Linked DNA regions of Homo sapiens: region 1 is linked to region 2. Evidence: chromatin loops called from intact Hi-C (ENCODE). Cell type or tissue: psoas muscle. All regions are shown on one strand. Each heading gives the region's core, and the rest is flanking DNA. Links, peaks and the distances in the headings are about the cores only. Region 1 overlaps USP37 (ubiquitin specific peptidase 37). Region 2 has its middle 20 kb from the start of CXCR1.

Evidence for each region. Peaks named below come from ENCODE experiments on the same cell type or tissue, not always from the same donor. Only the 100,000 strongest peaks of a DNase experiment are listed, where the experiment ranks them.
Region 1: it touches region 2 in a loop (3-fold over the local background); 25 of 110 quality-filtered maps call a loop at or near these places.

The regions. Positions count from the first base shown.
Region 1 is chr2:218,464,471-218,467,386 of GRCh38, reverse strand. It overlaps USP37 (ubiquitin specific peptidase 37), which reads left to right. Exons shown (of 26, transcript NM_020935.3): 21 at 1,211-1,377. Among named protein-coding and RNA genes, the nearest start is that of VIL1, 47 kb to the right of the region's middle. RefSeq lists a silencer at 967-1,261. In psoas muscle, for the core only: a CTCF peak has its summit at 1,124 (motif pointing right); no DNase peak of the experiment used is centred there.
Region 2 is chr2:218,185,362-218,188,277 of GRCh38, reverse strand. No RefSeq gene overlaps it. Among named protein-coding and RNA genes, the nearest start is that of CXCR1, 20 kb to the right of the region's middle. In psoas muscle, for the core only: a CTCF peak has its summit at 1,800 (motif pointing left); a DNase peak (open chromatin) is centred at 1,837; H3K27ac peaks cover 918 bases.

The DNA of each region.
Region 1 (2,916 bases), core at 117-2,616, 280 kb before region 2:
ACAGAGCGAAACTCCATCTCAAAAAAAAATAGATAGATAGATAGATAGATAGATAGATAGATAGATAGATATAGATTAGCTGGGCATGGTGGCGGGCGCCTGTAGTCCCAGCTACTCAGGAGTCTGAGGCGGGAGAATTGCCTGAAAGAGGTGGAGGTTGCAGTGAGCCACTGCACTCCAGCCTGGGCAGGGGGAGGGGGAAGGGAGGAGGGGGGAGGGGATTTCTTACCTTCCTGAATGTTTTAAACACACACTGTATATTGCCATACACTCTTGATTTAGATATATACAATGCTTGTTTGATTATTAATGTTTAAACACATGTTCAACATACAGTGTAATAAATGGGGAAAATCGGCGAGGCACAGTGGCTCACACCTGTAATCTCAGCATTTTGGGAGCCCAAGGCGGGCAGATCACCAGAGGTCAGGAGTTTGAGAGCAGCCTGGCCAATGTGATGAAACCTCATCTCTACTAAAACAAAAATTAGTTAGGTGTGATGGCGTGCACCTGTAATCCCAGCTGCTTGGTGGCTGAGGCATGAGAATTGCTTGAACCCAGGAGGCAGAGATTGCAGTGAGCCGAGATAGTGCCACTGGACTCCAGCCTGGGTGAGAGAGCAAGACACTGTCCCCAAAAAATAAAAAAAAGAATGGGGAAAATCTCAATAGTAGCTTGATCATTTTGGCCTAATTCTTACTTCATTTGCTCTAAAAATATTTTATTTCCAGTACTTGGTCAAGTGACACTATGACCTATGGCTGTTTTTTCTTCCCCATCTTTACATAGTGTGTTTCTGATGATTAATTAACTTTTAGAACCATCACTGTAGATCATTTGTTCTCAAACAAGAACAATTTTGCCTTCCAGAGGACATATAGTAGTGTCTGTCATTTTTGGTTATCACAACTGTAGAGGGTGGATGCTACTAATATCTAGTAGGTAGAGGCCAGAAACACTGCTAAACGTTCTACAATGCACAGGACATACTCTTCTCCCCTCACCCCAACAAAAGCTTGTCCCACCCAAAATGTCAATAGCTCTAGGTTGATCAACCCTGACGTAGATCTAGTAAGGTGAAATTGTATGTCCTAAGCAAATTATAGATGAAATTAGGGTAAATTGCTTTATGAACAGTAGGTGTCACTCTAGTTCAGAAATTTCCATTTATTAGGATTTTCCAAATTAATGTTATGTTCTGCTTCCTCAGATCCTGCCAGTTTTACTGAGATAACTAAAGACTGTGATGAGAATAAAGAAAACAAAACTCCAGAAGGATCTCAGGGAGAAGTTGATTGGCTCCAGCAGTATGATATGGAGCGTGAAAGGGAAGAGCAAGAGCTTCAGCAGGCACTGGCTCAGAGCCTTCAAGAGCAAGTAAGAGATATTTATATTGCTACTTTCTCTGTACTTACCTTTCCTGAGAAATATAATAATAATAACTAATGTGTTGAGCACTTACTATGTGTCAGACATTGTTCCAGATGATTTACATAGAGTAAGTCATTGGGGAAAAAAAAGACTTGTTTGAGGCAGGGTTTGGTGGTTCATGCCTGTAATCTCAGTACTTTGGGAGGCTGAGGCGGACGGATCACTTGAGGCCAGGAGTTTGAGACCAGCCTAGCCAACATGACAAAACCCCATCTACTAAAAATATAAAACTTAGCCAGGCATGGTGGCACACACCTGTAGTCCCAGCTACTCAGAAGGCTGAGGCAGGAGAATCGCTTGAACCCAGGAGGCAGAGGTTGCAGTGAGCTGAGATCACGCCACTGCACTCCAGCCTGGGTTTGAAACAGGTACGTGGGTAGTGTTTCTTTTTTTGACAATCCAAATGCAATAAAATGTATTGTTGGTTACCTTTCATAACTATAATTCATTGCTTGCTAAAACAGGATGGGGTATTATAGATTATTCCTAGTCCAAATTTATTTTTTTCTTTTCTTTTTATTTTTATTTTCTATTTTAATTTTTTAGAGACAGAGCCTTGTTATGTTGCCCAGGCTGGTTTTGAACTCCTGGACTGAAGCACTCCTCCCCTTTTGGCCTCCTAAAGTGCTAGGACTACAGATGTGAGCCACCATGCCTGGCTTCCCAGTCCAGCATTATTTTGCAAGCTGTAGAAACAACCAGTATAACACCATGATTTTATAATTGTATTTTAAGGCAATGTATTTGTTTTGGTTATTTTCTAAGAATATAAATTTTTTATGAATTATTTGAACATAGAATTATCACAAATATTTTCTAAAATCTAATTTTCAGATTTTAGTATTAGAACATTTATCTGTCTTCCTGTTTATTTATTGAGATAGGGTCTTGCTCAGTTGCCCAGGCTGGAATGTAGTGGCTTGATCATTCCTCACTGCAGCCTCAAACTCTGAGCTCAAGCAATTCTCCTGCCTAGGCCTCTCAAGTACATGGGACCACAGGAGCATCCACCATGCCCGGCTCATTTTTTTATTTTTAGTAAAGACAGTGTCTCACTGTTGCCCAGGCTGGTCTCAAACTCCTGGGCTTAAGCAGTCCTCCCACCACAACCTCCCAAAGTGCTGGGATTATAGGCATGAGCTATTTGCCCCCAGCCCTTGCTCTTTTCTTTATGTAGTAACCTATTCTTCAATGTTCAGTTTATGCCATTTGTTTTCCACTGTTACAGTCACCTGAAATATCAGATTTATAGGCAACAGGATCTGACTTACAGGTCTGATTTTTCATAGTTATCTAATCCTGTGCAATCCAAGTCATGTTAGTAAAAATTTACCAAGACTCCCTAGAATGAATGGGTAGGTTTAGTACTTGTTTGAGGCCTGCTTTGGGTTCATCAGATAATCAGATTAAGAAATCTAAGCTGGGCACTGTGGCTCACGCCTGTAATCCCAGCACTTTGGGAGGCCAAGGTGGGTGGATCCCTTA
Region 2 (2,916 bases), core at 315-2,814:
TGGATATATGTATATTAAAGTATAAATCAAGGGTCTTATTTTAATTGAAAGATAATGGGAGTGTTCTCAGGGCAAGTAGGTGGGTTCCAGTGGTCAGTGAAAGTCAATAAGAATTCACTGCAAGGGTAAAATTAAAGCCTGTGGGTCAAGGTTTCCTTGGTGCCTAGGAAAGTGGAGGAGCACATTTGTGAAGCTATTAGAATTGCATTTAGAAACCGTAAGGACAGGAAGGGCTAAGGGGAGGCACTGAGTGGAGGCAGTTGACAAACCAGTGACAGGAAAGACACAGGGCCAAGAGAGCCCAAAGTGAGCTGATTTGGAGAATCTGGAGCAGAGGGAATAAAGAGAATCACAGGTCTCTAAACCCAGGGCCCAGAAAGATGCTCCCTGGAATTGGCTGGAGGCTTCCTTGGCTCTGTGGGTGGAAATTGAGACAGAGCAGCCAGAAGACATACAACTGCACATGCCAGAGCTTAGAGCAGTTTCTCAGCTGCACCACAGACCTCCTGCCACCATGGTTGAATTATGACTGTTTAACATTTTAAAATTATTTTTTAAACATTGAAAATATGTAATGGGAACTATGTCACATGTTTCAAAAAAAAAAAAATTAAAAGCTATTCACAAGGAGTCTTCTTCCCACCTGTCTCCCATCTGCCCAGTTTCCATCTAGAACCCCTCCACCCTCCAGCCCCCTGGTCACCATTTGTGAGGTTTATTTTTACTGCAACCATGGATACCGCTTTGGCAGCCAAGTCCATCAGACAGAATGTTGACTATGCAGGTTGGGCCATATCGGGTAGAGCTTGGTACGGCTGGCCACGTGTAAGAGAAAATAAGCAAGCCTGCATCAAAGACAGATAAAAGTTTGTTAGAACTTGCTAGAGCCTTGACTCATGAATATGTAAGGGAGTGTTATCAGGGAAGGAAATCATTCCTGTTAAACTGTGACATGGTGCTTGCTATGGACTCAAAATGTTTGTGTCTTCACCAAGTTTATATGTTGAAGTCCTAACCCCTGTTGTGATGGTATTTGGAGGTGGGGCCTTTGGAGAGGTGATAGATTATGAGGGTAGGGCCCCCATGTGGAATTAGTGTCCTCATAAGAACAGGAAGAGACCAGACCTCTCTTTCTTTCTCTCCACCACATGAGGACACATTGAGAAGGCAGCCATCTGCAAGCCAGGAGGGTGCCCTCATCATAACCCAACCATGCTGGCACCCTGATCTGGGGCTTCTAGTCTCCAGGACTGTGAGAAGCACATTTCTGTTGTTGAGATCACCAGTATTTTGTTATGGCAGCCCAAGCTGGAGGACCAAAAAACTGTGAAACGATCTTCAGTTCTCAGAAACTTGCTTTCTGTATACCTTTTAATCCCTTGGCCAGTAAGTCCAAATGTGCTGTATTTGAAAGTGTGGGTTCACTCAGAGAGGCTGAGAACCTTCTGGAAGAAGGGTCTGTGGGCTGGAAATGGGGGTTGACCATGGGGACAGGACTGTTAAGTGCTTGGAACCTGTGACAAGTTGAGGAACATGGGACCACATGGGTGATATCGTTTAATTGCTCAGTGCAAACTCCGCTCACACTCCGGCAATGGCTAAACTCTCATCTAGGAGCACTTTAAGGGGAGAATGAATGTATGTGAAAGGGTTTGCAAACTTTAAAGGGTGGTGTTAAGTTCTAGACGTGGGCTGCCGAACCCAATTTACAGTTGTACTTCCATAGGGTAGAGGAATTTTCACGTGGGTTACTTCCTTGTGCTCCTCCAGTTATTTGGTTTGATTTGAAGATAATGCTGCCCTCTCCTGGACTGGTCTTGCAACTCCAGGCCCTGGCCTCCAAGAGTAGATTCTGCACCTGCCCCCGCCTCCCCCCACCAAGCAACCTTGCGTGATCTCAGGTGTTATCAGAACAGTTAGTGGTCTCCTGCTCTGCTAAGTCATTTCTTACAGCCGTGGTGGGCTTAACTTTCCCTCCAGTGTTATTTCCCAGAGACTGGAGGCAAGAGAAACATAGGGCAAGTCACTGGTGGGTCCTCAATTTCTAGAAATAGAATCCTTCTTTTCTTCTTTTGCTTTGCTTTCAACAACTGTTTATTGTACCCTCTACTTGCCAAGGAGATGTGTAATGTCTCCTAGGCACATGGGATACAGTGGTCAAAATGGATACGGATCCCTGCCTTCGTGAAGCTTATATGCACCAGAGGAGGCAGACAATAAACAATAGCCTCTATAATAAACAAGCAAATGGTATAGGATGTTAGGAAGGGATGACTGCAGCAAGGAAAGAAGCATGTGTTAAATTGATGAGGGCAAGGGATATCAGGAAGTCTTGGGGAGGTGCAGATGCAGATGGGGGACAGTGTGGGCCTCAGCAAGAAGGTGGGTTGGAGAAAACACTTAGAAGAGGTGAGGGAATTACCTGCAGGAGCAGCTAAGGAAGAGCTTTCTGAGGGGGTGAATGGCCAGAGTCAATGCCCTAAGGCAAGAGCTGTACAAGGCCAGTATGTCTGGAGCTGAGCTACAAGGGGTGAAGTGGAAGTGGTTAGAGGGTGTTATGGGTTGAATAGTGTCCTCTCCCCGCAAATTCATATTTTGAAGTTCTAAACTCCAGTACATCAGAAGGTGGCCTTATCTGGAATTGGGGTCATTGCAGATGTTATTAGTTAAGATAATGTCATTAGAGGGGGGACACTAATCCAATATGACTGCTGTCCATATAAAAAGGGACACAGAGAAATGCACAGAGGAAGAATGCACCGTGAAGTGGAAGGCAGAGATTGGGGTGATGCCTCTACTGGTCAAGGAACACCAAAGATTGCCAGCAAGCACCAAAGCTGGGAAGAGGCACAGAACAGACTAGATTCTCCCTTATAGCCTTTGGAAGGAACTAACCCTGCTACATTTTGGTCTCGA